2 separate regions of the Homo sapiens genome follow, and region 2 is linked to region 1. A link is an interaction called in ENCODE POLR2A ChIA-PET data of the cell type or tissue named here. Cell type or tissue: B cell. All regions are shown on one strand. Links, peaks and the distances in the headings refer to the core of each region. The heading gives the core; the rest is flanking DNA.

The links. ChIA-PET counts read pairs that join two places held together with the same protein. Peaks named below come from ENCODE experiments on the same cell type or tissue, not always from the same donor. Only the 100,000 strongest peaks of a DNase experiment are listed, where the experiment ranks them.
Region 2: POLR2A ChIA-PET joins it to region 1 with 5 read pairs; 17 of 35 experiments call an interaction of 5 or more read pairs at or near these places.

The regions. Positions count from the first base shown.
Region 1 is chr14:65,310,478-65,321,603 of GRCh38, forward strand. No RefSeq gene overlaps it. Among named protein-coding and RNA genes, the nearest start is that of MIR4708, 19 kb to the right of the region's middle. RefSeq lists enhancers at 8,500-8,719, 10,790-10,899, 11,120-11,126. In B cell, for the core only: no CTCF peak of the experiment used is centred there; DNase peaks (open chromatin) are centred at 4,455, 7,644 and 8,384; H3K4me3 peaks cover 5,116 bases; H3K27ac peaks cover 5,884 bases.
Region 2 is chr14:65,417,075-65,428,200 of GRCh38, forward strand. The region is part of intron 1 of FUT8 (fucosyltransferase 8); the gene reads left to right. Among named protein-coding and RNA genes, the nearest start is that of FUT8, 9.9 kb to the left of the region's middle. RefSeq lists silencers at 2,343-2,543, 8,223-8,423 and an enhancer at 8,911-8,980. In B cell, for the core only: no CTCF peak of the experiment used is centred there; no DNase peak of the experiment used is centred there.

The DNA.
Region 1 (11,126 bases), core at 1,332-9,331:
CAGGCTATGTATATATGGTATAGATGGAACATAAATAAATTTCATGTTTATTTAGACTTGGGTCCCATCCCCATGATATCTCATTGTGGATATAGGTAAATACTACAAAATCTGAAAAAAAAAAAGTCCAAAACATTTCTGGTCCCAAGCATTTCAATTCAGGGAAACTCAAGCTGTATTTGTTTAATGGCTACAGAGCAGGCATACTGACCAGTCTCAGAGGGTCTTCCTTCAACACAAATATCCAGTTCCTGCTGAGATGAGACAGTGGGAGATGATAAAATTGTACCTTCAAAGTAAATGTGTAGCCTATATACTGGCAATAACCACTCAGAAAATGTGACAGGAAAAATACCTCACTTATAGTGGCAGCAAAAATGATAAAATTCCCTGGGTAGATTTCTTCAGATCGTTCACAAAAACACATTCTGGATGGATTAAAGAGCTAAGTGTAAGAAACAAACAAACAAACAAAAAACCCCCGCAAAGCTATAAAGTGCTAACAGAAATAAATAGGAGATTATTTTTATGATTTTTGAAGAGGGATGAATGACCTTCCAAAGCAAGAAACAAAACCCAAATCATAAATGAAAAGATCTACTGATATGATTGAATAAAAATGAAAAACCACTGTAAACAACAGCAAATGACAAGCAAAAGATTAAGAGGAAATATTTGAAACATTTATAACAAGCAAAAGGTTAATACCCACAATATATAAAAAAAAATTTGGCCGGGCACAATGGCTGACACCTGTAATCCCAGGACTTTGGGAGACTGAGGCAGGTGGATCACCTGAGGTCAGGAGTTTGAGACCAGCCTAGCCAACATGGTGGAGCCTTCTCTCTACTAAAAATACAAAATTAACCAGGCGTGGTGGCGGGCATCTGTAATCCCAGCTACTCAGGAGGCTGAGGTGGGAAAATTGCTTGAACCCAGGTGGCAGAGGTTTTCGTGAGCTGAGATCGTGCCACTGCACTTCAACCTGGGCAACAAGAGCAAAACTCCATCTCAAAAAAAAAAATTTTTTTTTCAAAGAATAAATATAAAAAACAAAAACAATTCAATTAAAAAAAATGGACAAAGAATTTGAAACGGCCAATCACATAAGAAATACAAATTTTCACTGGGCATATGAACAGATGATTTTAGGGAAATAGATTTTTAGTTGTGGTTTTCAGATTACACTCAGCTTTAGAACCATCCAAACAAGAGTATTAAATCACAGGCTACATTCTCTTTGCCTTTAAAAAGTAAAAATAAAAATAAAATCATAGGCGAAGGATGGTCTTCGGGGAAATGCGCTTTCCAGAAAGTTGGAAAGGTACAGGCGGAGTTATTGTTCAAGGACAGCTGGACATGTTAAGTTTATTTCAAGAGCCAGGAGAACACAAGGTTGATAACATCCCTGTAGACAGAAACATGGCTTGTGTGTATAAAGGTCTTCTTAAAAGGCAGTAAAAATCCTGGGTATAGTGAGATTAAAGCATAAAAAGACTTGAACTTTTCCATATCTGCTTTGACTCCCCTTGGGTGCACAGTGTGCCCCACTCTGAGGCCTGGAGACCAGGGAAAGCTGCTTGGAGACATCCACCTTTGCTTCACGCAGCCACTCCGCTGCTGATAAGATTTTATATTGTCAGCTACTTAAATCAAGACCTTAATTTTTTCTGCATTGGGTGTGTGTGTTTTCTCTGTGTTCTCGTCCTATCATCTGATAACTACCTGAAATGCTGCAACGTTTATCCTAATTAATCTGAGAAATGCAAATTAAAATGTGCTACAACAAGCCTAATTAGAGTACATCTATTTTTGTTTAATTGATCAGAGAAATATTTAAAATACTTCTAATACCCGGTGTCAGCAAGAGGTGGGGTAAAGTATACTCTAATAAACTGTTGGTAAGGATGTTATTAATAAAACCATTTGAGGGTCCAGTTTGGCAGTATCTCTTAAATACCAAATATTTGTTCCTTTTGACCTAGCAATTAAAATTCAGGAATATGTGCACATTTTTTAGGCAACATGGATGAAGATTTTATTGCAGTGTTATTTTTGTTGAAAATCAGAAGCAACCTAAAAACGGCCATTAATAAGAAATGATGAAATTAACTACAGCATATCCATGCTGTTTTAGTTTATGTTCTCTCAGAATCAGACCTTGTAAGTAGGATTCAAGTGCAAAATGTTTGGAAAGTGTAAGTAGGGAAATGGGGAAATGATACAGAGAAGGGCAGAAAACCAATGAAGGGTGTGTTATTAAGCCAGTTATAAAGATAAGCAACTAGAGTTTAATCTTTTAGGGAAACTCCAAAAACAGTACAAAACACATGCCTCAGAATTAACCTAGCTAAGGGGTCAGAGAGCAGGAGTAGTTATACTCCTACAACTTTTAGTCATTGGCTAAAGGCTGTCTCCCAGAGGACCATTCGTTCCCAAGTACTTCCAGCCAACCATCCATTGGCAAACTAATTTCAGTGGCTGGAGGGAGCCATCTAACAATGATACAGTTTGGCTTTGTGTCCCCAACCAAATCCCATCTCAAATTGTAATCTGAGATTGGGGCGTGGCCTGGTGGGAGGTGATTGAGTCATGAGGGCAGACGTCCCCCTTACTGTTCTCCTGATAGAGTTCTCCTGAGATCTGGTTGTTTTGGTAAGTCTCTGGTGCGCCTTCCCTGCTACCGACTCTCTCACTCTCTCTCTCTCTTGCCACCACGATTGTAAGTTTCCTGAGGCCTCCCCAGCCATGCAGAACTGTGAACCTCTTTTGTTTATCTCAGGTAGTTCTTTATAGCAGTGTGAAAATACACTAATACAAACACGACGGAGGGACTGGCCATTGGAAGACAGGCTGTTATAGGTGGAAATGACAAGAGTTCCTAAGAGGATACGCACATAACACAGACGGTGTCTGCTACACATGCTAACAAATACAAAGAGGACATTAAGAGAAACAAGACATCCATGCTACAAGACAGACTAAGAAGCAAATAATTAGATATCAAATGCTTCCATTTTAGCAATACAAATGACACATCAAATTGTCCGTAGTGGTTATCTCTTAAAAAAAAAAAAAAAAAAAAAAGGCTGAAGGATGTGAATTTTCATTTTTTATTTATTTATTTATTTATTTATTTATTTATTTTATTTATTTATTTATTTTTTGAGATGGAGTCTTGCTCTGTCACCCAGGCTGGAGTGCAGTGGTGCGATCTCGGCTCACCAGAACCTCTACCTCCCGGATTCAAGCGATTCTTCTGCCTCAGCCTCCCAAGTAGCTGGGACTACAGGTGCCCGCCACCATGCCCAGCTAATTTTGTATTTTTAGTAGAGATGGGGTTTAATCATATTGGCCAGGCTGGTCTCGAACTCCTGACCTTGTGATCTGCCCACCTTGGCCTTCCAAAGTGCTGGGATTACAGGCGTGAGCCACCACGCCCGGTGTGAATTTTCATTTTTTAGTATATACATTTTTGAGTTTTGTTTTGTTTTGTTTTTACAACGAGCCTATAGAGTACTTTTTAAATTAAAAGAAACAATGAAAAAATGAGAAAACGTTCATGGGAAATAAGAAAAAGGCAAGGAAACGGAAAATATATTCATTACTTTAGTCATTCCACAAATTTGTATAACGTGCCTTCTGTGCAGCAGGCTCCACATTAGGGACTGGCTACAGTGGCCAGTAAATACTTTCCTAATGGGCTTACTATACTCAACCTAAGAGTCACCTCTTGCAAGTTCTTGGCATTGGTGGAAAGTTAGGTTTTTTACCCCTTGAAGCAGTAATGCCATTCCCAAAGCTTCTGAAGCTAAATGTTTATACTTTTGGGGGATTTCTAGGTCCAGTTAAAAGGGAAAAAAGCACAAAGCTTCAGAATACATGTGAATTTGCTTTAAAAAGTTGAAAGCACTATGTACATAGTAAATTGTGATTGTTTTCATATGTATCTTGAACAGCAGTGAAGTGTTCATTGACAAATAAAAAGGGTGGTGGCTTTTTCATCCATTGGGAATTTTAACTCTATTTTCCAGGTACAGTTCTTAAGTGTTTGCGCTATGTGTTAGCAAATTCTTCTTATTATTTTCTGAGGCAGGGTCTCTGTTGCCCAGGCTGGTGTGCTGTGGCATGATCTCAGCTCACTGCAACCTCCACTTCCTGGGTTCAAGTGATCCTCCAGCCTCAGTCTCCCAGGTAGTTGGAACCACAAGCACAAGCCACCATGCCTGGATAATTTTTGTAGAAATGGGGTTTCCCATGTTGCCCAGGCTGGTCATGAACTCCTGAGCTCAAAGCGATCGGCCCACCCTGGCCTCCCAAAGTGCTAGGATTACAGGCATGAGCCACCACACCCAGCCAGCAAATTCTTTCTGAAAAACAAACAAAAAAAATCTGTATTCCCCTCTCCTGAAATCAAAGATGCCAACTCTGTGGAAAAGAAGAATGCACATGGAGAGGCCCTTTTAGTTCTCAAACATTGACCTCTACAACTTTTGTTATTTCCTGTTGAAAACCTTAAGAATTTTTTTTTTTTTTTTTTTTTTTTAACACAGTCTCACTCTGTTGCCCAGGCTGGAGTGCAGTGTCACGATCTCAGCTCACTGCAACCTCCACCTCCCAGGTTCAGGCAATTTTCCTGTCTCAGCTTCCTGAGTAGCTGGGACTACAGGCGCACAGTACCATGCCCCGCTAATTTTTGTATTTTTAGTAGAGAAGGGGTTTCACCATATTGGTCAGCGGAAAATCTTAAGAATTTAAGAGGGGGCGGCAAGGCGCGGTGGTTCACGCCTGTAATCCCAGCACTTTGGGAGGCTGAGATGGGCAGATCACCTGAGGTCAGGAGTTTGAGACCAGCCTGACTGACACAGAGAGACCCTGTCTCTACTAAAAATACAAAATTAGCCAGGCATGGTGGCACATGCCTGTAATCCCAGCTACTTGGGAGGCTGAGGCAGGAGAATCACTTGAACCCAGGAGGCAGAGAGTGCAGTAAGCCGAGATCGCACCATTGCACTCCAGCCTGGGCAACAAGAGCGAAACTCTGTCTCAAAAAAAAAAAAAAAAAAAAAAGAGGGGGCATCTGTGCGGCCTTGTGTGAATTGCTTCAACCTCTTTGCTCTTCAGCCTCCTCATTCAGAAGGCAGAGATAATAGTGGACACTCACAGGGATGTTAGAGGACCAAAGGGGAAAGTGGAGGGCACAATGCAGAGCCCAGAGCAAGTGCTCAGTTTGTGTTGGTCCCTGTCCTTTCCTGCTGGCAAGAACCCCTTCCTGACCTTAGTGAAAAACTATCAGAAAAGCTGCTGAGTGAGTATTGCCCCACCTTCTGATGAGACCTCTGTGGCAGACAGACCCTAAGGTGACCACTGATGATTTCCCATCTCCTCGTGCCCACACCTCTGTGTAATCCCCTCCCCTTAAACCACAAGTAGAACCTGTGACTTCCAAAGGTAAAGGGGTGTTAGTCCCTTAATTAGGTTACATCACATGGCAAGGCAAAGGGATTTTGCATTGTGACTGAGGTCTCAAATCAGTTCATTTTGAGTTCATAAAAAGGGAGATTATCCTGGGCAGGCCTGGTTTAGTCAGGAGAAAGCCCTTTAAAGAGTGACTAGGACCTCCCTAAGTCAGAGAAACTCTCCCCATTGTCAGCCTTGAGGATATAAGCTGCCATGTGGTGAAAGGACCTAACAGAGAGGGCCACATGGCAATGAACAGTAGGCAGCCCCTAGGAGCTGACAGTAGCCAGCAAGTAAACTGAGATCTCACTCCTATAGCTGCAAAGAGATGAATTCTACCAACAACCAGAGGGATCTTGGTACTATATCCTTCCCCAGCCAAGCTTCTGATGAGACTGCAGCCCCCTAGCCAATGCCCTGACTAGTGAGATCCTGAAAGCAGAGAACCCAGCTGATCCACAGAAATGGTGACATAATAAATGTGTGTTGTTTTAAGCTCTAAGTTGTACAACTTGTGCAACAGTAGAAAACAAATACAATCTCCCCCAGCTCTTCTGCTTAATATTAAGCTGATAATAAAAAAGATTAAGGGCCAGGCCCAGTGGCTCATGCCGTTAATCCCAGCACTTTGGGAGGCCAAGGCAGGTGGATTGCTTGAGGTCAGGAGTTCAAGACCAGCCTGACCAACATAGTGAGACCCCATCTCTATTAAAAATACAAAAATTAGCCAAGTGTGGTGGCAGGCACCTGTAGTCCCAGCTACTTGGGAGGCTGAGGCAGGAGAATCGCTTGAACCTGGGAGGCAGAGGTTGCAGTGAGCCAAGATTGTGCCACTGCACTCCAGCCTGGGTGACAAAGTAAGACTCCGTCTCAAAACAAACAAACAAACAAACAAGGATTAAAAGGGTGATGAGGATAATGAAAGAATAGAAGGAGAAGAAGGAAGATAAATAGAAAAATTGTATTGAATACTTATTATGCATCAGGCACATTAGTCAAGGTGCTGAAAGAAGACAAATGGGACACTCAAATGGTGAAGAGAATTTAACATAGGGACTATGTGCAGAAGCGTGCATAGGGTTAGGGTGCTCAACAAGCAATGCTGAGGCCATTAGCGTCTCTAGGTCTGAAAGGGTAAGAGGAGAGAGCAGAGATAATGGGACCATTATGGAGCTTCTTTGAGGGAGAGGGCTGCCTGACAGTGGCTGGGGATGGAGGTAGAGGTATACAGCCTCTGTTGAAATGGTGACCTAGCATTGTGAAAGCCAGGGGATTAAACACCTGGGCTCTTTATTATCCTTCTGAGCAGCCAATGTCTTCTGCCATTAGCTCCTTTGGATGAATCCAGCTAGAAGCCAGAGGGCAAAGGACACTGGGTGATACAGTCTTAGAGGTTGATCTCTTAGGGCACAGAGCAGGGATGAAGAAATGGATAGAGAATGGAACTGGAAGGGCAAATGGAGAGGAATGAAACTTCATGGATTAGCTCATTGATGTTCATGACTTTTGGCACATGAGGATTTAAGCACAGCAATGTTAAGTAACTTGCCCAAGGTAAGATAACTAGGAGGTGGTAGAACAAAGTTCGGAACCCAGGCAGATCTAGCCCCAGAGCCTGGACTCTTTTTTTTTTTTTTTTTTTTAAGCAGAGTCTCGCTCTGTCGCCCAGGCTGGAGTGCAGTGGCGCCATCGCGCTCACTGCAAGCTCCGCCTCCCTGGTTCACGCCATTCTCCTGCCTCAGCCTCCCGAGTAGCGGGACTACAGGCGCCCGCCACCACACCCGGCTAATTTTTTGTATTTTTAGTAGAGACGGGGTTTCACCATGTTAGCCAGGATGGTCTCGATCTCCTGACCTCGTGATCCACCCGCCTCGGCCTCCCAAAGTCCTAGGATTACAGGCGTGAGCCACCGCGCCCGGCCGAGCCTGGACTCTTGACCACTACAGATACAGTTGTCAGGACCCCTTGTCTCTGCTGCCTTTCTATTCTGAGTTTTCCTTTGAAACGAGACAATCCCTTCTACTGTCAGCAGCAGTGCAGGCCTGGCACCTCTTTGTTCTCAGTGTCTGGCCGCATTCACATTATCCAAGTCAAGTGCTAGCATCTTGCTTGTGGTTGACAAGAACGGACCCTCCATCATCAATGTGTGTGACCAGCTGAGAAAAGAAACAAGCCTTTTCTCATGAGATTTCCAGCCTAGTTGTGCGGGACCAGCAAGATCAGAACTCTCCAATGTTTTAAGAACCATGAAGCACAGCCTTTGACATTTCCTCCCAGGCATCCCCAAATTACTTCAAAGTGTTTGTTCACACCTGGCAGGCGGGCAGGAGAGGGAGCGAGAAAGCCATCTGTGGAGATTTGCAGCCCTCACTTTTATCGGCAAAGCCTCCCCCTCTGAAGACATGATGAATTCAGCTATTTTGGGAGCAGGGATTATAGATGTGACCCACCTGGCTCAGCTCTGAGTAACTGCCTAAAATTCTTGACAATAGCAAAAAGAAAGGAGAATGAAAGTTAAAAAAAAAAAAAAATCTCTCAGTATAGTTCACTAACCTGCCAAATGCTTGATTGGCTTCTTTTTAGGCCCACAGCTCATTTTCTTCCAGAAAACATCCCAGGAGAACAGCAAGGATATGGGATCTGGGGAGTCGGAGGTCTTGGTTCTGGTCCCGGTTCTGCCATATATTAGCAGTGTGACCTTGGGCAAGTCATTCATCTGGCAAACATTTATTGAGGGCTTTATCCATGAGAATCATGGAAATGAAAGGTACAGTTTCTGCCTTCTGTGAGTGCACAGAAAATTGAGTAGAAAAAGATATTAGTAAGTAACTGTATCACAGTGTGATGAGCACTAAGACAGAGGTCCCATGAGAGAAGCCTAGAGGAGGGGTACCTAGCTCAGCCTGAAGGTGTGGTCAGGAAGTCTCCTAACCTCTCTGAGTTTCAGTTCCTCAGCTGTAAAATAGGGAGCTTTTATATATTTGTGAAGGGAACTGATAGAATGAAATGTACTTCATCTCCCAAATGAAGCCCCTTCAGTGACTCACACCTGTTTCTGTTTGTGAAAAGAAAGCTCATCACTGATCCCTACTATCCCTCCACTCAGGACTCTTTTTTTTTTTTTTTCTTGAGACAGGGTCTCACTCTGTCACCCAGGCTGGAGTGCAGCGGCATGATCTTGACTCACCACAACCTCCGCCTCCCAAGCTCAAGCAATTCTCGAGCCTCAGCCTCCCAAGTAGCTGGGATTACAGGCATGCGCCACCACTGCCTGGCTAATTTTTGTATTTTTAGTAGAGACCGGGTTTCACCATATTGGCCAGGTTTGTCTTGAACTCTTGACCTCAAATGATTCACCTCCTTTGGCCTTCCAAAGTGCTGGGATTACAGGTGTGAGCCACCGTGCCTGGCCACACTCAGGACTCTTTTGAGAAAAGGTTCTTGCCTCTCCCTGCTCCTACTTCAGTTTCCCCCCCACAGACCATGTACTTTCTTGGCTACCCATATGATCCATATGTATTAAATACTTTCCACGTAAATGTGCTAATGTGCTACACTGAGAGAGATGAGATTTACTGTACTGGGAGAGGAGGGAGCTGCTGGGCAAAAGGGATTAAAACTCAACTGGGGCAAAACAAAGAACAAGGAGGAGAGGTGAGATTCGACAGGAGGACCAGGAAAGCTGAAGGCAAATGAGACCAGCTCCTGGGAGAATCCTGACCTGTGCCCAGACAGGAACATAGGAAATACCTTGACAGATCCAGAAGTTCAGGACTGTTTGCCACTACATGAGGAAGAAGAAAAGCCAGCAGAACTGTTTCTTTTTAGTAGCCAGATTCGTTTAGCAAAAGCTCTGTCTTCTTAAGGGAACAAAATCAAAATGAAATTAAGAAGAGAACACAGACTTCTTGGATAATTAGGAAGATGATACCACTGCTTGCAAAGGCATATGCTTTCCTTCAAAGGCAAATCAAAAAGTGCATTTTTCATTCATTAATGCCTGCAGGCACTCATTCACTTAGTGCTGGGCACTGAATGGAATACAAAATTGTGCAAGACTCAGCTCTTGCCTTCAATTTTATCCTAGTAAGCTTTTCAATATAATTGTTTTAAATTTTTTTTTGTAGAGATGGGGATCTTGCTATATTGCCCAGGCTGGTCTCGGACTCTTGGGCTCAAATGATTCTCCTGCCTTGGCCTTCTGAAGTGCTGGTATTACAGGCATGAGCCACCATGCCTGGCCCTAGCAAACATTTATTGAGCATCTCTCTGTGTCAGACACTGGGCTCCATCCCAGGATTTAAAACTAAATAGCTGGGCGTGGTGGCTCATGCCTGTAATCCCAGCACTTTGGGAGGCCAAAGTGGGTGGATCACCTGAGGTCAGAAGTTTGAGACCAGCCTGGTCAACATGATGAAACCTTCTCTGTACTAAAAATACAAAAATTAGCTGGGCATGGAGGTGCATGCCTGTAATCCCAGCTACTCAGGAGGCTGAGGCAGGAGAATCACTTGAACCTAGGAGGTGGAGGTTGCAGTGAACTGAGATTGCCTGGGCAATAGAGTGAGACTCTGAAAGAAAGAGAGAGAGAGAAAGAGAAAGAAAGAGAGAAAGAAAGAAAGAAAAAGGAAGGAGAAAAAAATAGAGCACAATTTCTTACCTTAAGGAGAAAATCTGGTGGATTTGCTAATAAAATGTCTTCACACTTCTAATATTCTAAACATTGACTTGAACAGATATTATTCTTGCCTGTGATTCTGTCAGTTTTCTGGCCCTTGTTGGAAGAATAAATCCTCTGAATTTATTCTAGAGGCCTGGCAGTTCAGCTCTGAGCTCACAGTAGTTGTGACTGAGAGAAAAAATGGTCTGTTTCCCTATCTCTCCCCTACAGGTCTAAAAATGTACCTGGCTGGATCAGGAACATCCACTTTTTTCTCCAAATGAGAGGTTACACAAAGTGAGTCATTTTTCTAGCTTTTTAAAAAGCTTGATTCAACCTTCCAATTTCCCACCTTTCTCTTCCACCTGCCTTGTTTAATAATTAGGCTGTTTAATAAATGCATTTGATGAGGAGGAGCGGGAGGAGGATGGTGATTGTTAGGCCTTACAAGTCCCTGGGGAATGTAACAGCGTCCTCAGCCAGAGTCACTATGTTCTGGGTTGTCCCCTGAGCATCTTGCTGAGTGAAAAGGCCAGAGGCCCTTCCTGCTTTAGGGTGCAGGTTTGACTGACCTTGGGTCATTCTTTCCCTAAGTGCCCTGCCAAGAAACCAGGTTTGGTTCTTATCTCTTAACTTCCTTTTTGTTCTGCTCCTAGTTTAGCTTACATTTTTCTTACTTGGAGCTTTTACTAACAGCAGATGACCACTACTTTTCAAGTACCTGCTGGGCTTGGAAGGTAGAGAGCAAACTAGACTGGGTGAGGTGAGAAAAATCATCCAGGCCAGCTTGTGACAATGCAGAAGGGTCAGGAGGCCTCACTGGTGAAGCACATTTCAGTAGGCAGGCACGCAAGGCATGGACTTCAGGAAAGGAAGTGGTGGGAACCTACCCACAGATGAGAGAGAAACAGAGACAGCAGGACAGGGAGAGGTCGAGCTGGAGACAGACAGACACACATGTACGGGGGCCAGTGGGGAGGAGAGGAGAGAGACTATGTTCACAGTG
Region 2 (11,126 bases), core at 956-8,955, 110 kb after region 1:
TGTACCCGGCTCCTTTATTTTATTAAAAAGATTTTTGTTTGTTTGTTTGTTTCTAAGTTTAAAAGAGACAGGGTCTTGCCATGTTGCCCAGGCTGGTCTTGAACTCCTGACCTCAAGTGATCATCCCACCTTGGCCTCCCACAGGCGTGAGCTACCATGCTTGGTTGTAAGATTTTTAAAAAATGGATTAGTTTCAAATCTCAACTTCTCTTTCTTTCAACATTCTAATCTCCTGGCATTTTTTTCCTTTCCCCAGCTACCCCCCATCATCCAACAGTCTTCCATTTGGAATAATGGGAAATCAAACCAATAAAGTTAATCTTACCTCCCACCAGGCAAAGGTTTTTCTTAATCTCTACAATATTCTGAACATAAAACCCATATAAACTTTATATGATACTACACATTTTCCTTTTAACGGAGGAAGAGCAAATGGGACCTATGGAATTATGCCGTATTTGTCAATATAAGGGTTACTTTTGTACTCTTACTGAAAGCAGAGTTATAGGGCTAATTTCATTTAAATTTTCTTACCCATCTACTTTAAAAAAATACCTCTTTGTGGTAGTCTTTTTTTTGGTCAGAAAATGACAATGTGAAGGAGAAATACGTTTTGAATTTATAAATCTTCTTTTAATTAACAAATTATACCAATATAAGGGTAGTGTTAATGTGGTTCAAATTTGCCTTTGCTATTCTGCCTTTTCTTCTATAGTGATTGTATAGTTATACTATAACTTCTTCCTCGAAGCACTGGAATAAAAGAAAAACTTTTAAAGATCACTACGAAATGCTCACTGTATTTGTTGTATTTTATAACTTGGGTTTTTAAAATTTATTTTTCCATAAACTGAATAAATATGAAAACGAACTTGAAAGATCTTGTCACAGCCTTGATGACTGGTCAGTATAAAGTTCACATTATAAAATAATAAAACATTGATAATAATCTTAGATGAAAATGGAAAATTAAGCTAATGTTTATTTTAGAACCTGAGTAATGAGTTTATATCATGTAGCAATGAGGCACATGAAGACGGTTAGAATTAGTTTTTCTAATGAATAAACTTCATGATATAAACTTGAAAGTGCATAAATGCTATAACTTTCTGATTGTAAACTTGAACAAAAGTAAAATGAAAATGGGAGAGTCCTCTTAATTACCTTTAACGTATAACTAAAATGAACCTGTGTATCTGTCTAAGTCTTATTTGATCAAGACTTTCAATGGACAATGAATGAGTTTTAAGTTTTTATCAATGTTGTGACTGATTTTTCTATAATATCCCTTAAATGAGATATCAAATTCTAATAATATCTAGAACCAGATTAAATTTGGTTAGAGTATAAACAATATTTACAAACCATCAAAACTATAATAAAAGCATTGTAATGTTATTTAATGACTTAAGCCAACATTCCATAAGCTAATCTAAGCATTTTTACAATTAATACAATTGATAGTAATATCTTAATTAGTGGTAAAGTGGACAGATATAATTTATAGATTCTGTATTGTCTGGGACCTTGGGGCAGTCAGTGAAGAGAGGGAGATAGAGAGAGGAGCATACTGGTTGATGAGCTTGCCTTATTTGGAGATGAAGGAGATTTATTCAGTTTTTCTCTTTCCCTCTACTTACTTCTCCTTGTTTGTCATCCTCTTCTAGCAATGGTAAGAAATGCGGGAATTGACCATCTTTACAGTATACTTTTTTCCTTAGAGTTCATAGAACATTTCCAGGTAAAACATTAGCTTTTATGTTATAATAGGTTTATTATAATGATATCATTTCCTTTTGAGGTGGTAGGCAAGAGACTAGAAGAACTTCATTTGTATAGCATTTAATATTATTTATTAAAAATGATTTTATAGGCCGGGCGCGGTGGCTCATGCCTGTAATCCCAGCACTTTGGGAGGCCGAGGCAGGTGGATCACCTGAGGTCAGGAGTTGGAGACCAGCCTGACCAACATGGAGAAACCTCATCTTTACTAAAAATACAAAATTAGTCGGGCATGGTGGCACATGCCTGTAATCGTAGCTACTTGGGAGGCTGAGGCAGGAGAATCACTTGAACCCGGGAGGCTGAGGCAGGAGAATCACTTGAACCCAGGAGGCGGAGGTTGCAGTGAGCCGAGATCTTGCCATTGCACTCCAGCCTGGACAACAAGAGTGAAACTCTGTCTCAAAAAACAAAACAAAACAAAAAAACAAAAACAAATTCTAACCTTCATGTGCCTCATTACTGTAATGTAAAAAAAAAAACTATGTTCATTGAAGAGAACTAACATATTAAACTAAAAATGAAGCACAGTGTTCTCCACTCATGGGAGTACTGTTAGCAGGTTTAAGACAGTTACTGTGAGAAGTTCACAAGGTGAAAGTGTCTTTGATAATTAGGGCCTAATCAATTGGGATTTGACTTACTCAATTTCTCCAACACATGGAATTGTACTGGTACCTGAAGGAGAAAAATATATAATAGAAGTTGTATTAGTTTTTATGTCTTGAGCTCTCTGAATAACTACTTGATTCATTCAGTTGCCAAATGTCAAAAGATTGTAATTTTGAGAAAGTTGATTCTTTACAATTAGAACTAAGCCAGGGTAAACAATTTGCTTTCTTTTTCTAAGTTTTAGGTTTTTCTTTCTCTCTTAGGAAGTTTAGTGAAACTCTAGGGGTTAGGCAGGTTGTAACTGAAATTCTTGAGGCCAAAAGGTCCTGTCTTATGCTTGGTAAACCGACCCCCTCAACAGCGTGAGAAATGTAGATGTACTGATAACCCTGATTGCTTCGTGACATAATTACAGACATCCAGCCCTCTATCAACTAAAATTCCGTTTATTTTTAAGGTTCAAATATTAGAAGTATCTGCTTGATACATCTCATAGGTTGTCAAGTGTGCATACGATGAGAGATATAATGTTACTTTTAATTTGTAAGTAAACAAACACACAATATTATGTTCTCAATGCTGAGTAAGCTGAAAAGATGTATACCTACTGAGGATGCACCAAATAATAAGCAACAGAAACCTGGTAATGTGCAATTAGGAATAGTTCCTCTTAATAATAATAAAAAAAAGATTAGTGTTTAGGTTTTAATGGCATAAAGATGTAATGAAAATAAAATTACCAAAGAAGTCTATTTTGGAGAAATTTTTGTCAGACTAGATAACAAAGAAAAGAACACATCCTTTTTTTATTTTTATTTTTTATTTTATTTTAGAGATGAGGTCTTGCTCTGTTGCCCAGGCTGGTGTTGAATTCCTAGGCTCAAGTGGTCCTCCTCCCTTGGCCTCCCAAAATGCTGGGATTACAGGTGTGAGCCACCAAACTTGGCCAGAACACATCCTCTATATGACTGTCTACAGAGGCTTAGAGTAGTACAGAAGTACCTGAAAGGAAATAATGATAAATAATGAAAATGTTTTAATAGGGATCATGTGTTCATTTCTACATGTATATCAGTATAGTACCTATCGTTTGCTGTTTCTGCTTGTAAATGCACGGTTGGAAAATAAGATACCCAACCTTTGGAAATTATTCAGGGAAGTGCATCTAAAGTTTAGAGAAAAGTTGGTTTCTTCATATTTTAATGACACTTTTCAGCACGTATAGTTCACCCTTGAACAGCACTGGGTTTGGGGCACAGACCCCCATCAAGATGAAAATCCACATGTAACTTTTATCTCCTCAAAAACTTAATTACTAATAAACTACTGTTGACTTCCAGCCTTACCGATGACATAGTCAACTAACACATTGTACCTTATATGTATTATATACTGTGTTCTCAAAGTAAGCTAGAGAAAAGAAAATGTTATTAAGAAAATCATAGGCCGGGCGCCGTGGCTCACGCCTGTAATCCCAGCACTTTGGGAGGCCAAGGTGGGCGGATCTTGAGGTCAAGAGATCGAGACCATCCTGGCCAACATGGTGAAACTCCATCTCTACTAAAAATACAAAAATTAGCTGGGCGTGGTTGCATGTGCCTGTAGTCTCAGCTATTCAGGAGGCTGAGGCAGGAGAATTGCTTGAACCTAGAAGGTGGAGGTTGCAGTGAGCCAAGGTTGTGTCACTGCCCTCCAGCCTGGCGACAGAGCGGGACTCCATCTCAGGAAAAAAAAAAAAAAAAAAAAAATCATAAGGAAGAGAGAATATATTTACTCTTCATTAAGTGGAAGTGGATCATCACAAAGGCCTTTATCCTCATTGTCTCCACATTGAGTAGGCTGAGAGGAGAAGGAAGCGGAGGAATTCGTCTTGTTGGTCTCAGCATGGTAGAGGTGGAAGGGGGAAGGGGAGGCGTGAGAGGCAGGCACACATGGTGTAACTTTATGGCAATACGTCATACTTCTGCCTTTTTTGCTTTTTCATTTCTCTGAAAACATTTCCATATGGTACCAATCCTTCTTCCACCGTTTGCTTTAGTTTCAGTGCCCATATCAGAGAAGGGTCCATGTCATGAAGGAGTCAAAAGCAGTCTTGAACAATCAGACAGTCTTCTGCCATATCGTCTGATGTCATTTTGTTTTCTTGCATTCCTTCTACATTACCTGGTACTGGATTGGAAGCACTTACCGAGTCATCTTTTTAAATTCCTCTTGTGTGATGTCTATTTCTTGAATTTCTCCAAGATTTGTATCTTGAAACCCTTTAACCCACCCCCCCCTTTTTTTTTTTTTGCCATATCCACAGTCTTTTTCGTGATTTCCTTGATTGGCCCTGTGGCAAATCCTGTGAAGTCATGCACAACATCTGGACACAGTCTTCTCCAGCAGGAATTTATTGTTTCAGGCTTGATGGCTTTCATGGCTTTTTCCATAACAACGACGGCTTCTTCAGTGGTGTAATCCTTCCAGACTTTCAGGATGGTTTCTTTATTGGCATTCTCTTTCATAGAGTTGACAGTACTTTCTGTAGTGTACTGTGTCCAGTGATCCTCGTGACCCCCTGATTTAGAAGCTGAATTAGAGACATTTTGTTTGGGGGCAAGTAGACTACTTCAGCACCTTTGGTGTTGAACTCATGGGGTTCCGGGTGGCCAGGGGTATTGTTCAATAATAAAAGAACTTACAGGCAAAATACTTCCTGACTTCAGGGACAAAGCATCAATGGAACCAATCCAGAAAAAGGGTTCTCATTGCCCAGGCTTTTTTTGTTCTATGACCAAAAGACTGGGAGCTGGTGTTTATCTTTTCCCTTCAAGGCTTGGGGGTTTGTAGCATTATAGATAAGGGCAGTTCTGATCATAAACCACACTGCATTTTCACCAAACAGTAGAGTTAGCCCATCCCTTCCTGCCTTTAATCCTGGTGCTTTTTCTCTTCCTTACTAATGAATGTTTTTTATGGCATTGTTTTCCAGAATAGGGCACTTTTGTCTATATTAAAAACTTGTTTAGGCGGATATTCTTTCTCCATATTTCTTTTTTTTTTAAGAGATAGGGTCTTGCTCAATTGCCCAGGCTGACATGCAAATGGCATGATCATAGCTCACCGCAGTCTCAAACTCCTGGACTTAGGCAGTCCTCCTGCCTCAGCCTCCCGAATAGCTGGGATGCAAGTGTGCACCACTATGCCTGGCTAATTTTTAAATATTTTTTATTTTTTTGTAGAGACAGGGTCTCACTGTGTTGCCCAGTCTGGTCTTAAACTCCTGGCCTTAGGTGATCCTCCCACCTGGGCCTTCCAGAGTGCTGGGGTTACAGGTGTGAGCCATTATGCCTTCCCCCAGCTAATTAAAAAAATGTTTTTTGTAGAGGCAGGGTCTCGCTGTATTGCCCAGGCCCAGGCTGATCTTGAACTCCTGGCCTCAAACGATCCTCCTGCCTCATCTTCCCAAAGTGCTGGGATTACAGGGATGAGCCACTGCACCTGGCCTCCTCAGTGATTTTCTTTCTTTCTTTCTTTTTTTTTTTTTTTTTTCGAGACTGAGTCTCGCTTTGTCACCCAGGCTGGAGTGCAGTGGCGCGATCTCGGCTCACTGCAACCTCCGCCTTCCGAGTTCAAGTGATTCTTCTGCCTCAGCCTCCTGAGTAGCTGGGACTACAGGTGTACACCACCACGCCTGGCTAATTTTTGTATTTTTTGTAGAGACGGGGTTTCACCATATCGGCCAGGCTGGTCTCGAACTCCTGACCTTGTGATCTGCCCACCTCGGCCTCCCAAAGTGAATGATTTTCTTTCTTTTTTTTTTTTTTTTGAGATGGAGTCTGGCTCTGTCGGCCAGGCTGGAGTGCAGTGGCGCAATCTCTGCTCACTGCCAGCTCCGCCTCCCAGGTTCACGCCATTCTCCTGCCTCAGCCCCCTGAATAGCTGGGACTACAGGCACCCATCACTACGCCAGGCTAATTTTTTGTATTTTTAGTAGAGACTGGGGTTTCACAGTGTTAGTCAGGATGGTCTTGATCTCCTGACCTCGTGATCCGCCTGCCTCGGCCTCCCAAAGTGCTGGGATTACAGGCGTGAGCCACCGCGCCCGGCCTAAGTGAATGATTTTCTTAATGTCATCTGGAAAGTCGTCTGCTGCCTCTTGGTTGGCAGAAGCTGCTTCTCCTGTTATCGTGACGTTTTTAAAGCCAAAACTCTTTCTAAAATTATCAAGCCATCCGTGGCTGGCATTATATTCTTCAGCTTTAGATCCTTCGCCTTCCATTTGTTTTAAGTTGTATAATGACTTTGCTTTTTCTTGAAACTTATTAAAGTTTATAGGGATGCCTTTCTTTATAGCAATCCTGTACCCCTATAAAAGCTACATTTTCAACATGAGATAAAAAACTATTTCACAAAACGTGCACAATTTTTGCATCTGCTGGTGTGCCTTCAGCAATGGCTTCATGAATTCTTTTTTTACAATGGCCCTTATGCTGGATTCATTTATTTTGAAGTAGCACGCAACTGCAGCTGCAGACCTCAATCTACAGTACGTATCAAGCAATTCACCTTTTTCTTGTAATGCCATGATTTTTCTCTGCTTCTTGGGAGCACTTCCGGCATCACTAGTGGCACTTAGGTGTCATTTGAGGTTTATAGTATCGTACTAAACATAATGAAACCGCGAGAGATCACTTTTTACTGGAATATACAATTTATTGGAAAGATGAACTGCTTGCTTGGAGATGATTAATGTCACATGGTACTTTAAGCAAATATTCACTCTTGAGCTCACCTCATTAACAACAGGAGGTGGCTACAAAATTATTTCAATAGTACAGGGTGTAGTACAGTTAAATTTATGTAGTTATGATTTAATACTGCATCTTTACTCTTTTGAGACAGGGTTTCTCTCAGTGTCAAATGCCACCATGTGTGGCTAAGTGTGTGGTATAAGTTGTGACAATTTTTAACTTTTTATAATAGATTTGTATATATTTGTAGTAGTAAATGATAAAATAGACTAGTATCTACATATATTTTAAGCACTCATGACATACCTCTTACTTTCTATTTTTCTTTTCTTTTCTTTTTTTTTTTTTTTTTTGATGAAGTCTCATTCTGTCACCCAGGCTGGAATGCAGTGGCACGATCTCGGCTCACTGCAACGTCCACCTCTGGTGTTCAGGTGATTCTCCTACCTCAGCCTCCCGTCTTTTTCTTTTTTTGACCCAGGGTCTCACTCTGTCACTCAGGCTGGAATGTCATGATTCAATCATAGCTCACTGCAACCTCTGCCTTCTGACTCAAGCGATTCTCCCATTTCAGCCTCCCAAGTAGCTGGGACTGCAGGTGCATGCTACCATGCCTGGCTCATTTTTGTGTTTTTTGTAGAGACAGGGTTTTGCCATGTTGCCCTTGTCCAGGGTGGTTTTGAACTCCAGTGCTCATGATCCTCCTGCCTTGACCTCCCAAAGTGCTGGGATTACAGGTGTGAGCCACTGCACATGGCCTACTTTTTTGATATTTCTAGGTTATATGGTTGTCTATGAATATTTTCAAATTGTCACAAACCTCCCCCAAATTTATCAACATATTTATTGAAAAACATTAGCATATGAGTGGACCCTCAAAATTCAAACCTGTGTTGTTCAAGTTTTAAGCCCTGAGAGCTCTAAGAGTTTAAAGCTAAAAACAATTAGAAAAAAAATGGAGTTTCTTTTTTTTTTTTTGAGACGGAGTTTCACTCTTGTTGCCCAGGCTGGAGTGCAATGGCACGAACTCGGCTCACCACAACCTCCACCTCCTGGGTTCAAGCGATTCTCCTGCCTCAGCCTCCCAAGTAGCTGGGATTAAAGGCATGCACCACCACACCCAGCTAATTTTTTTGTATTTTTAGTAGAGACAGGGTTTCTCCATGTTAGTCAGGCTAGTCTAGAACTCACGACCTTAGGTGATCCACCCGCCTCGCCCTCCCAAAGTGCTGGGATTACAGGTATGAGCCACCATGCCTGGCCGTTTTTTTTTTTTTTTTTTTTAAACATGAAATGTTCTTTTTCCCCCTGGTTTTATTGAGGTATAATTGGCAAATAAAAATTGTATATATTTAAGGTGTACAACTTGATGTTTTGGTATATGTGTAGATTGTGAAATGTTTACCACAATCATGCTAATTAACACATCCGTCACCTCACATAGTTATTTTTGTGTGTTTGTGTGGTGAGAACATTTAAAATCTCCTTTCTGGCTGGGAGCAGTGGCTCATGCCTGTAATCCCAACACTTTGGGAGGTTGAGGCAGGCGGATCATGAGGTCAGGAGTTTGAGACCAGCCTGGCCAACATAATGAAACCCCATCTCTATTAAGAATACAAAAAATTAGCTGGGTGTGGTGGCGGGCCCCTGTAATCCTAGGTATTTGGGAGTCTGAGGCAGGAGAATTGCTTGAACCTGAAAGACGGAGGTTGCAGTGAGCTGAGATCACGCCACTGCACTCCAGCCTGGGTGACAGTGCAAGACTCTGTCTCAAAAAAAAAAAAAATCTACTTTCTTAGCACATTTAGTGTGTACAATAAATATTATTAACTGTGGTCACCATGCTGTACGTTAGATCTCTCGAACTTACTCATCCTGAATAACCCTTTGGCCAACATCTCCCCATTTCCTCCTCACCCCAGCCCTTGGCAACCACCATTCTGTTCTCTGCTTCTATGAGTTCACCTTTTTTAGATTCCATATATAAGTAAGATCATGTAGTACGTGTATTTGTCTTTTTCTGCCAGTCCTATTTTACTTAGCCTAATGTCCTTCGGGTTCATCCATGTTATTTGCAGATAACAGTGTAAAGGGGAGGCAAACTTTACCTCCACCTTTTTAAAGTTTTTTTTTTTTTTTTGCTTGGCCTCACAAATTACCATAAGATAGATTATCAGGAGAAAAGCACACAAATTTATTCAATACAAGTTTTATGTGGCACAGGAGCCCTCATAAGGAAACAGACCCAAAGATACAGTTAGAATTGAATACTTACATACTGAATTGGACAAAGGATAATAACTTGTGAAAAATAAACTGGATTATATGGGGAGGCTTAAAGGATAGAAGTTATTTTAACAAAGTCTGTATGGAATTCTCTTTGTCTCCATATCCCGTCCTTGATGATAAAAATGTTGCTTTCCTTTTAGTTTAAGGAGGACATCATTCACATGGGAATTTCATCTGCTTTTAAGAAATAGAAGAAAGGTCAGAGCGCTCTTCTTACACCTGCTGTTTTTCAAGTGCCTTTGACTCAAAATAGTCAATATGTCAGAATGGCGTATTTAAACTCCAACAGGATTGTCTTACTTTTTAAAAGCTGAATATGAATCCTGTGTGTGTGAGCATGCACACACACATGCACACATAACACATTTTCTTTCTTTTTTTTTGAGACGGAGTCTCTCTTTGTCGCCCAGGCTGGAGTGCAGTGGTGTGATCTTGGCTCACTGTAAGCTCTGCCTCCCGGGTTCAGGCCATTCTCTTGCCTCAGCCTCCCTAGTAGCTGGGACTACAGGTGCCCGCTACCATGCCCGGCTAATTTTGTTTTTGTATTTTTAGTAGAAACAGGGTTTCACCATGTTAGCCAGGATGATCTCAATCTCCTGACCTCGTGATCCGCCCGCCTTGGCCTCCTGAAGTGCTGGGATTACAGGCGTGAACCACCGCGCCTGGCCTACATAACACATTTTCTTTACCCGTTTATCCATTGGTGGACGCTTACGTTGACTCCATATCTTAGCTATATGAATAATGCTTTCATGAACATTGGAGTGCAGATACCTCCTTGACATACTGATTTCATTTCCTTTGGATGTATACCCATAAGTGGAATTGGTGGAGCATATGGTAGTTCTATTTTTAATATTTTGAGGAACCTCCACACTGTTCTTTTATAATGGCTGTCTCAATTTACATTCCCACCAACAGTGTACAAGATTCCCTTTTCTCCACATCCTCATCTTTTGTCTTTATGTGAATAGCCATTCTAACAGGCGTGAGGTGATACAGAATTGTGGTTTTGATTTGCATTTTTGTGATGGTTCATCAGTATTTTTTCATATACCAATTGGCCATTTATATGTCTTCTTTTGAGAAATGTCTATTTAGGTCTGTAGCCCATTTTTTAATTGCATTATTTGTTTTCTTGCTATTGAGTTGAGTTCCTTATATACCGAATTCCTTCTTAGTAATTTTAAAAATAGCATTATTAAGGTATAATTTATATACCATAACATTCATAGTTCAAGTTCTAGTAAATTTATATAGTTGTGCAACAATTATCACAATCCAGTTTTAGAAAACTTTCATCTTCCAAAAAACCCATTCTTGTCCATTTGCAGTCACTCCCTGTGCCTATCCCCAGCTCCAGGCAACCACTGATCTGCTTTTTGTCTCCATGGTTTTGCCATTTCTTGATTTTTAATATTAATGGAATCATACAATAGTGTAGTCTTTTGTGTACTCCTCCTTTCATTTAGCATGATTCTGTTTAGTAATGGGAATGAATGGATAAAGTACAAAAGCTTTGAACTTGGAATCAGGAGACTTGGATACTAGTAGTGTGTGCCACCAAATATATAAACATGGTTAACCACTTGTCCCCTCTCGGCCTCTGCTTTTTCTTCCATAAAATGAATTATTTTGACTTTCTTATATCCCACTTTTCACAGCTGGGTAGACATTCACTGACCTTTTCTTAAAAGGTACATTAAC